Linked DNA regions of Homo sapiens: region 2 is linked to region 1. The links are chromatin contacts, found by Hi-C or POLR2A ChIA-PET in ENCODE. All regions are on one chromosome and are shown on one strand. The core of a region is the stretch at or near the end of the contact, and the rest is flanking DNA. Distances in the headings are between cores, read along the strand shown.

The links. A loop is a pair of places that touch in the nucleus more often than their neighbours do. ChIA-PET counts read pairs that join two places held with the same protein, here RNA polymerase II (POLR2A). Pooled maps may share reads with other maps.
Region 2: a map of K562 shows a loop between it and region 1 (1.9-fold over the local background). The contact joins the promoter of LINC00339 here to the enhancer-like site in region 1. A Hi-C loop is called at or near these places in 1 of 168 maps with a recorded cell type or tissue (K562) and 2 of 50 pooled maps. POLR2A ChIA-PET finds 5 or more read pairs at or near these places in 2 of 52 experiments (PC-9 and endothelial cell of umbilical vein).

What each region holds. Positions count from the first base shown.
Region 1 is chr1:21,907,383-21,911,815 of GRCh38, reverse strand. The region is part of intron 1 of HSPG2 (heparan sulfate proteoglycan 2); the gene reads left to right. It also overlaps the pseudogene RPL21P29. Among named protein-coding and RNA genes, the nearest start is that of HSPG2, 28 kb to the left of the region's middle. RefSeq lists enhancers at 251-966, 967-1,682, 1,679-1,748, 1,799-1,858, 1,919-1,968 and 1 more. Within about 2 kb of position 1,840, at least 21 of the 41 ENCODE cell types and tissues checked have a DNase peak (open chromatin) inside an H3K27ac peak, as active enhancers do; they include endothelial cell of umbilical vein, where a contact is called at or near this core.
Region 2 is chr1:22,022,569-22,027,001 of GRCh38, reverse strand. It overlaps LINC00339 (long intergenic non-protein coding RNA 339), which reads right to left and starts at 1,811. Exons shown (of 2, transcript NR_023918.2): 1 at 1,630-1,811. LINC01635 (long intergenic non-protein coding RNA 1635) reads left to right here and starts at 954. Exons shown (of 3, transcript NR_110692.1): 1 at 954-1,038; 2 at 2,036-2,196; 3 at 2,557-3,008. RefSeq lists enhancers at 832-1,126, 1,204-1,313, 925-1,526 and a silencer at 3,963-4,082.

The DNA.
Region 1 (4,433 bases), core at 591-3,090:
CGGCAGCTGAGGGGGCTGAGATGGGCTGGGGTGGGCCAAGCTCACAGCCTCCAGGGACGTTTCCTGAAGGGCCTGCAGTGGGGCTGTGCACCAGGGAAATTGCAAGCCTCTTCAGGACTCCCTCCCTCCCGGCCCTGCACCTCCCCACGGGGGCCCTGGAGCAGGCCAGGCTCCAGTTAAGGCATGTTCAGCCCCAGACCTTTGCTCCGGCCTCTCCACCCAGGCTTCCCAGGGAACTGGGTAAAGGGCTGTGCTATGGGACAGCGAGGCCAGGCACCCTGAGGCTTGAGCAGTTGACAGCATGAGGACTAAGATGACCCCAGCCAGCCCGCCCACCCCCTCCACACCCCCACTCCCTGCCTGCTCTGGGGCCCTTGGCCCTGAGGCCTCAGCAGCTGTCAGCAGGGAAGGGTGACAGAGGAGGGCCAGAGGTGACTTCCCAGCCTGCCCATTCTCCCCCTGCTTGGGCCAGGCCCAGAGCTCTCCCCAGCTGTTGTCAGCAGCTGTGGAGCTTTGTTCTGGGGCCAGCTCTGGGTAGCCCCCTCCTCCCAGTACATCTTCCCACCATCCTTCACAGCTGCTGCCCTTGGGGAGGGGCTGGGGCTAGTGTGGGAGACAGAGTCACATCTTTGGTTCCTTTGATCCTACCAACGACCTGAAGAAGAGGAATTCATGCCCTTGTTTTTATGGAAGAGAAAACTGATTCAGAGAGGCCAAGCAACTTGCTTGAAGTCACACAGCTTAGTGGCTGACTTCAGGCTCCTGGCTCCCCACCCAGTGCTCTCCGACTGCCTTTCTTCAATGTGCATTTGGCGCAGGATGCCAGGGGCTTCAGGGCTCCTGGGCTTGACTCCCAGCTTGGCCATTTGCGACCTCAGGCGAGCTGCTTAACCACCTGGACTGGAACTCCCGTTTTCTTGCTTGTGAAATAAGATAATGGTACCGACCTCTTGGGACTGTTGAGCAAATTAAATCAGATAATTAACATCAGGTACTTAGCATAAGGCTTGATGTGTTCTTTGTGCTCAAGCTGAGAGCTGGCAACGTTACCATCGAGGGTATTAACCACCTGTGTGCCTGGCATTCTGGGTGGTTCTATGGAGGCTACAGACACATTCTTTAAATATTTGTATCAGTCAGTAAATATTTATTTGGCACCTACTGTGTGCCAGGTGCTAGAAAAAGGGCAGCGACAAAACAGACCAATTCCCGTTCCTGCTTATATTCTGCTTCACAAAGTGGCTGGAGAGACACTACTCATCCTAACCATGGAAGCCTCTGGAGTGCTTTCACACACTGGGATTCACATCCATATTTTGCAGATGAGAAAACTGGGACCCAGAGAAGATCGATGGCAGAGTTGAGCCAGGACCCAGCTTTTCTGAGGGTCTCAGGCAGTGCTGCTGAGCACAGGAGGCAGCCCTGTGGGCTTCCTGGAGGAGGCATTTTGTGCTGAATCTTACAGGGCCTCAGGGCCTGGCAGGGGAGGTGGGGAACAGTACAGGATGCAGCCACCACAGTCTGGGCAGGAACAATTTCAGGAAGGTCTTACGGAGGGCAAGGCCTTTTGTTCCCCAGGGAGGAGGCCCAGTCAGAGCTTTAAATACCCCGTGCAGCCCAGAATAGCCCCCATTGTGTTGGTCTGCAGCTGGGGGACCCAGGGAGGAACCAACATCGCCATGGAGGATCCTGAGGGGGCTGATTCTGGCAGATTCTGGAGGTGGGGCGGGGAGGTCTTCAGGCACTTCCCTATATGGTGCGGTGGCATTTCTGTGGAAGGCTTTTCTAGTCTGGCTCAGGCAGGAAGGCCTGCTTTGTGGGAAGGGTGGAGCAGCAGCTCAAGTTCTGCGTGAGCAACGTGCAGCTGAGGGGGGAGCCTGGTGGGTGGGGGACTCCCAGGGACGGCTCTGTGCCTGACTGAAGGTGCCTCTTTGTGCACCAGAGGTATGTGTGCATTGGCCCACTGGGCCCTCCTGTAGGTGGGCCTAGCCCAGGCCCTTGCCAGGGCCTCTTGGCACCCTCTCCTGCTCTAGCTATTTTGGGCACTGGCTGTGTTCGGGTTTGGGGAGTGATGGGTAATCCTGCCTAGACCAAGGCTGCTGGGGTGAGGTTGGTGGGGTACTGACTGGACTGCCATTCCAGCTCCCTGAATCTTTGATCACTGTAGCCTCTGCCCCTGGCTTCAGCTTCAAAGGGTCATGGTCAGCAGACTCTGAGGGGATGCCAGCCCCACTGATGAGGCAGAGAAGGGTGCCAGACAAGCCTGTCCCTTGGGACATTCCCTGCTCTCAGTATCAGGGATAGTTGTGCTTTTTCTAAGCAACTGGTTTGTTTTTACATTGTGAGACATGGAATCTAGGGACTGGTCAGGTTTCCTTCTTCCCATTGGCTGCTGGCAAGCTCAGGGCCACATGAGTTGTCCCTTTCCTAGATCTCTGGGATTCAGCATGTGCTCTCTGTCTGCTTGCCTCACTCCAGGCTCCATCTGCCTGCCCTGCCTGAGTTTTTCTTATATTTCTTTAGTTAATATTCTCTTGGCTGTTAAGTGTGCATCTTTGTAAGCTGTCTGCAGCCTTTTTGGAACAGGGCAAGAGGGGAGGTATAAATGAATGATGAGGATGATGGTGATGATGACCCTTTGCTCAGCGGGTCTCTGCAGCCTGACTCCTTCTGGCTCTGTCCTGACATTGTTTCTGTTTTTGTTTTTTGAGATGGAGTCTCACTCTGTCGCCCAGGCTGGAGTGCAATGGCGCCATCTTGGCCCACTGCAACCTCCACCTCCCGGGTTCAAGCGATTCTCCTGCCTCAGCCTCCCAAGTAGCTGGGATTACAGGCATGTGCCACCATGCCCGGCTAATTTTTGTATTTTTTAGTAGAGACGGGGTTTCACCATGTTGGTCAGGCTGGTCTCGAACTCCTGACCACCAGTCCCAAAGTGCTGGAATTATAGGCGTGAGCCACCGCACCCAGCCTGTCCTGACTTTGTAATCCCCTCCTTTAGCCCTGTTCCTTTTGCAGGTGGGACACAGCCTAGAATTTTAGAATCCTAATGTTTTAGAGTGTCAGTGCTCTAAAATATCAAAACCAGAGGAAGCTTTGGGGTCGTTTAAGTTGATGGCTTTCAAACTCATTAAGCAGTGAGACCCTTATTTTAATCAAAATAACAAAGATAATCACAGCAAACACTTTTTTTTTTTTAACAGCCCAGAGGTCTTTTTTTTTTTTTAAATACCTATTATGCCGTGAATTCATAGAGAATAGGTTCCAGCAGCTCAGGCTCCTTCCCATTGGTTCTCACAAAGTGTGCTTTGCTGGGTGGAGCAGGCTGGCGCTTTAGTTGAACCCAGGTACCTTTCTCTTTGGCTTCTCTCTTTTTCTGATCATTCTCCTTCACGCGTTTCAGGAAGCTATCTCGGCTCTCAGAGTGCTTAATGTGCTCAATACGCACATTAATTCTCTTGGCAAGAATCTTGCCCTTAACTTGTTTGTTTACAACAATGCTAGCAGCATACTGGATAACATTGTAGACTCTTCCAGTTTTGCCATGGTAACACTTGTGGGGCGTTCCTTTTTGAACAGTACCCATTCCCTTGATGTCTACAATATCACCTTTCTTATAGATTCGCATATACGTGGCCAAAGGAACAACTCCATGTTTTCTAAAAGGCCTGGAGAACATCTATTGGGTGCCTCTCCTCTTTCCCTTTGTGTTCGTCATTTTGGCGAATTACTGGAAGATGGCGGTTCCGGCCGAAAGGCAGCAAACACTTATAGAACATTCACCATGTGCTGTGTTATCTGTAGCATTTTACATCTGTATTTAACCCTCACAACAGCCGTATGAGATAGATATTATTACTATGAATGATCGTGCCCATTTTACACATGAGGAAACGGAGGCACAGAGAGGAGAAATGACTTGCTCATGGCCTCACAGCTAACCAAGGGCTGAACCAGATATTTATGTAGGTGAGAATATAGAAAGGAAAGAGGTGGATTTGTAGCCGGGCACAGTGGCTCATGCCTGTAATCCCAGCACTTTAGGAGGCCGAGGCAGGAGGATCGCTTGAAACCAGGAGTTCGAGACCAGCCTGGGCAACATAGCGAGACCTCATCTCTACAAAAAATAAATTAGCCAGATGTAGTGATGTACACCTATACTCCCAGCTACTTGGAAGGCTGAGGCAGGAGGATATCTTGAGCCTAGGAGGCTCTGAGGAGGCCCACTGCCCTCCAGCCTGGGCGACAGAGCAGAACCCTGTTAAAAAAAAATTGGATGTGTTTTGATGAAAGTGAGTGTTTGGGAAGGGGCCCAAACTCTAACGGTGCCCCGCTTCCACCTCACTCCTGTCCAGAGTGGCCCTGAGGCTGCTGAGGATGGACTGGAGAGCCATGACCTAGGGCTGCTTCATCATCGGACAGAGGGGAGTCTG
Region 2 (4,433 bases), core at 562-3,061, 120 kb before region 1:
GCTGGAGTGCAGTAGTGTGATCTCGGTTCACTGCAACCTTTCCTCCTTCTGGGTTCAAGCAATTCTCTGCCTCAGCCTCCCGAGTAACTGGGATTACAGGTGCCCACCACCATACCTGGCTAATTTTTATGTTTTTAGTAGAGATGGGGTTTCACCATGTTGACCAGGCTGGTCTCGAACTCCTGACTTCGGGTGATCCACCCGCTTCGGCCTCCCAAAGTGCTGGGATTACAGATGTGAGCCACCACGCCCAGCAGTCAGTGGGCCAATTCTTAAGGCTGGCTCTCAAAGATGAACCAGCACCACAATTTACCCGGCTTATAAATCCTGTCAGCTTCAGAAGACGACTTACCAAACACAAATTTATCCTCACCAGTTAATAACTCCTTTTCTTTGCTCAAAAACCCAGTGAGAAAAAATAACTCCAGGCCAGGCACAGTGGCTCATGCCTATACTTCTAGCACTTTGGAAGGCCGAGGCGGGTGGATCACCTGAGATCAGGAGTTCAAGACCAGGCTGGCCAACATGGTGAAACCGTCTCTATTAAAAATGCAAAACATTAGCCAGGCGTGGTGATGTGCGACTGTAATCCCAGTTACTCGAGTGGCTGAGGCAGGAGAATCGCTTGAACCCATGTGGCAGAGAAGGTTGCAGTGAGGCGACAACGCGGCACTGCAACTCCGGCCTGGGCGACAGAGCGAGACTCCGTCTCAAAAAAAAAAAAAAGAAAAAATAACTCCAGTGCACTGCGCCCTTACTTCCTATCTAACATTGTGCCGAACGTTATACACAGATCCTCCTCCGTATGATCCTTAGTTCAGGATCATAAACTCTTGATAAATTACTGCCCCAGGAACCTCCAGTGACATCAACCGCTGCTACCATTTGTGGAATTCTGCCGGCCAGACACCCCACACTGCATTCCCTCACAACTGATCCTCCCGATAGCCCATGGGGTAGGCACTGTTATTTCCATTCACAGATAAGCAAAGTGAGGCTCGGAGGGCGGGGACTTGCCCAAAGCCACAAGGATGAAAGGTAGTGCGATGACTCAACCGATAAAAATAATCCCGGTTGTGGTGGGGGGGAGCTGAGCCCGACTCCTCCCACTATGCTGCCGCGGCTCCGAAGGCCTAGCCCGAGTGCGGAAATGGGCTTCTAGGGTCCCAGGACGAGGTCCACCTCCAGAGCTGCAGTGAGGTCCAAGTCAGCCCGAGGAGCCCGCAGGTCCCACATTTCAGTCATTTCCCTACCCCAAAGGCAGGGACTCCCCGCTCCTGGGGCAGGCAGCCACTGTGGCCGCGAGCAAGCGTACTCGGGTTAGGAAGGAGAAGGAAGGGGACAGGGGGAACGTTCACCTACGCAGCTGCCACCTCGGAGGACGGGGGAGCGGGGGACGAGGAAAGATCAGGATAAGACCCTAACTCCCACAAATGACTCCAGGAAAGGGAGACCACCACTCCCCGAGCTTTGGAGCGCCGCGCGGGAACCGGAAGTCATGCCCCGCCCGGAAGTTAAGAGGAGGGGCATAGGTTGGAAGGGGTGGGCCGGGTCTCTCTAGCCTCCGCGGTACTACGCAGCTTCATGGTTTTAACTCTTGGTGGTCTTTTGACCGTCCTCAGTCCTTACCGTGCGGAGTTTTGGATACATTCTTAGCAGCTTTTTCGCTCCGGAGAAGTTCTTTATCTTTCTGAGCCGCAGTTTGCCCAACTGCAAAATGGAAAGAGATGAAGCAGGAATTAAGATACTCTAGGAGCTCGCCCACAGCTGATTCAGGGCCCCATTCTGAGGTTACACCCTTAAGCCTTTGCACCACTCAAAGGAAGGAAACCAAGAGAGAGGGGTGGCTGGCTGCTGTTTGGAGACAGTGGTCCTTGTATTGGCGCCCCGCGGAATCACTCCAGATGAGTCAGTGGATACAGTCTATAGGTCCCGCCTCATTGTACGCAAACAGCAGTGGGCATATGGCCGTGGGGGGTTGATACAGCCTGTCCGGGGTGGGACTCTGTGTGTATGGGAGGCTAAATCTCAGCAGGACTTTTCCAGTTGCTACCAGACTACGCACTGTCGCCTGATGGTTAAGAACTGAAGCTTTAGCCGTGCGCGGTGGCTCACGCCTGTAATCCCAGCACTTTAGGAGGCAGAGGCGTGTGGATCACCTGAGGTCACGAGTTCGAGACCAGCTTGACCAACAAGGTGAAACTCAGTCTTTACTAAAAATACAAAAATTAGCCGGGCGTGCTGGCAGGCGCCTATAGTCCCAGCTGCTCGGGAGACTGAGACAGGAGAATTGCTTGAACCCGGGAGGCGGAGGTTGCAGTGAGCCGAGATTGCGCCATTGCACTCCAGCCCGGACGAGGGAGCAAGACTCCATCTCAAAGATGAAGCTTTGAAGTCATACTGATCTGGTTTGCGTCTGATCACACAGGTTCAATGACACAGCCGGCTAGAGGAAGCAGAGATGCTAACCACTGCAGCCCCGATCTTAACCCTGAAGGGGAGGGATTGAGCTGTTAGAGAGAGGTACTCAGTTGACTTCTCCCTCTCTCTTTCCAGCTGGCATATCCGAATGGGCTGAGCTACCGGATTAAGAGGGACACCCCAAAGCCCCCATTGCTGGGTTATTGCTCCAGAGCCAATGTTCTTGGGGAAAGGAAGATATGCCCTTTGTCAACATTGCCACTGCTGGTCTGTAAACTCCTAGACGGCCAGCTGGTGGTTCACAAACCAGGACTCCTTGCTCTGGCCCTACCCCTACCTACCAGAATGACCGTGAACCCTTCCCCACTCACTCCTACAACCAGGTTTCCATCTCCTCTCTCAGCTTAGGTTTCCCTAACTGTAAAATAAAAGGGTTGGACTAGGTTAAGGACTTCCTGCTATTTCTCTCTCCCACACTCTAAGGTTCCTTAGGAATGCTTCAGAAAACAGCAGGGGTTGGGGCAAGGATGCCGCTTGAGTCCCAGAGCAACTCCAATTTCATAGGCACATAAATTTATGTGAAAGTATATACGTTTCGGCTTGTGTAAGATTATTTTATCATCCCAGGTAAAATTCAGCCTTTGTGCTTCATCTTTCCCCACCCTCCTGCTCACTCAGTTTGCTCCAAGAACACTGACCTTCTGGCTATTTTGCAAATCTGACAATCTGACAAGCTCATCTTCACTTCTTTTTTTTTTTTTTTTTTTTTTTTGAGACGGAGTTTCGCTCTTGTTGTCTAAGCTGGAGTGCAATGGTGTGATCTCGACTCACTGCAACCTCTGCCTCCCGGATTCAAGCGATTCTCCTGCCTCAGCCTCCCGAGTAACTGGGATTACAGGCACGAGCCACCACACCCGGCTAATTTTTTGTACTTTTAGTAGAGACGGGGTTTCGCCATATTGGCCAGGCTGGTCTCGAACTCCTGACCTCAGGTGATCCGCCCACCTCAGCCTCCCAAAGTGCTGGGATTACAGGTGTGAGCCACCACGCCCAGCCTTTTTTTGAGGCAGAGTCTCATTCTGTCACCCAGGCTGGAATGCAGTGGCATGATCTCAGCTCACTGCAACTTCCACCTCCTGGGTTGAAGTGATTCTCTTGCCTTAGCCTCCCAAGTAGTTCAGATTACAGACTTGCACCACCCTGTCCAGCTAATTTTTGTATTTTTAGTAGAGACAGGGTTTTGCCATGTTCCCCAGGCTGGTCTCGAACTCCTGACCTCAAGCGATCCACCCACCTCGGCTTCCCAAAGTGCTGGGATTACAGGCGTGAGCCATCGCACCCGGCCTCATCTTCACTTCTTTTGCTGATCTCTGCTTGCAGTGCTCTTTCCTGAGATCTGTTCACCCAGGTTCCAGTTCAACTGTAGCGTCTCCTTTTCTGCCCACCTCCTCTATCCCCCGACCCCGGGCACCCTTCCAATTCCTTTATAACCTGTTACTTTGTTTTTGTGATTACCTAGTTATTTTCTATCTCATCCACTAGAGGCAGTGTCCACAAAGCTAAGGACTTTGTCTGCCCTGTCACCACCATGACCCCAGTACTTAAAACTGAGCATAGGCCGGGCACGGTGGCTCACACCTGTAATCCCAGCACTTTGGCAGGCCGAGATGGGCGGATCACAAGGTCAGGAGATCGAGACCATCCTGGCTAACACGGTGAAACTTCATCTCTACCAAAAATACAAAAAAATTAGACGGGCGTGGTGGCGAGTGCCTGTAGTCCCAGCTACTCGGGAGGCTGAGACAGGAGAATGGCGTGAACCCGGGAGGCGGAGTTTGCAGTGAGCTGAGGTCACGCCACTGCACTCCAGCCTGGGCGACAGAGCAAGACTCTGTCTCAAAAAAAAAAAAAAAAACAAAAAAACAAAAACTGAGCATAGGAGCCAGGCGCAGTGGCTCACGCCTATAATCCCAGCACTTTGGGAGGCCGAGGCAGGCGGATCACCTGAGGTC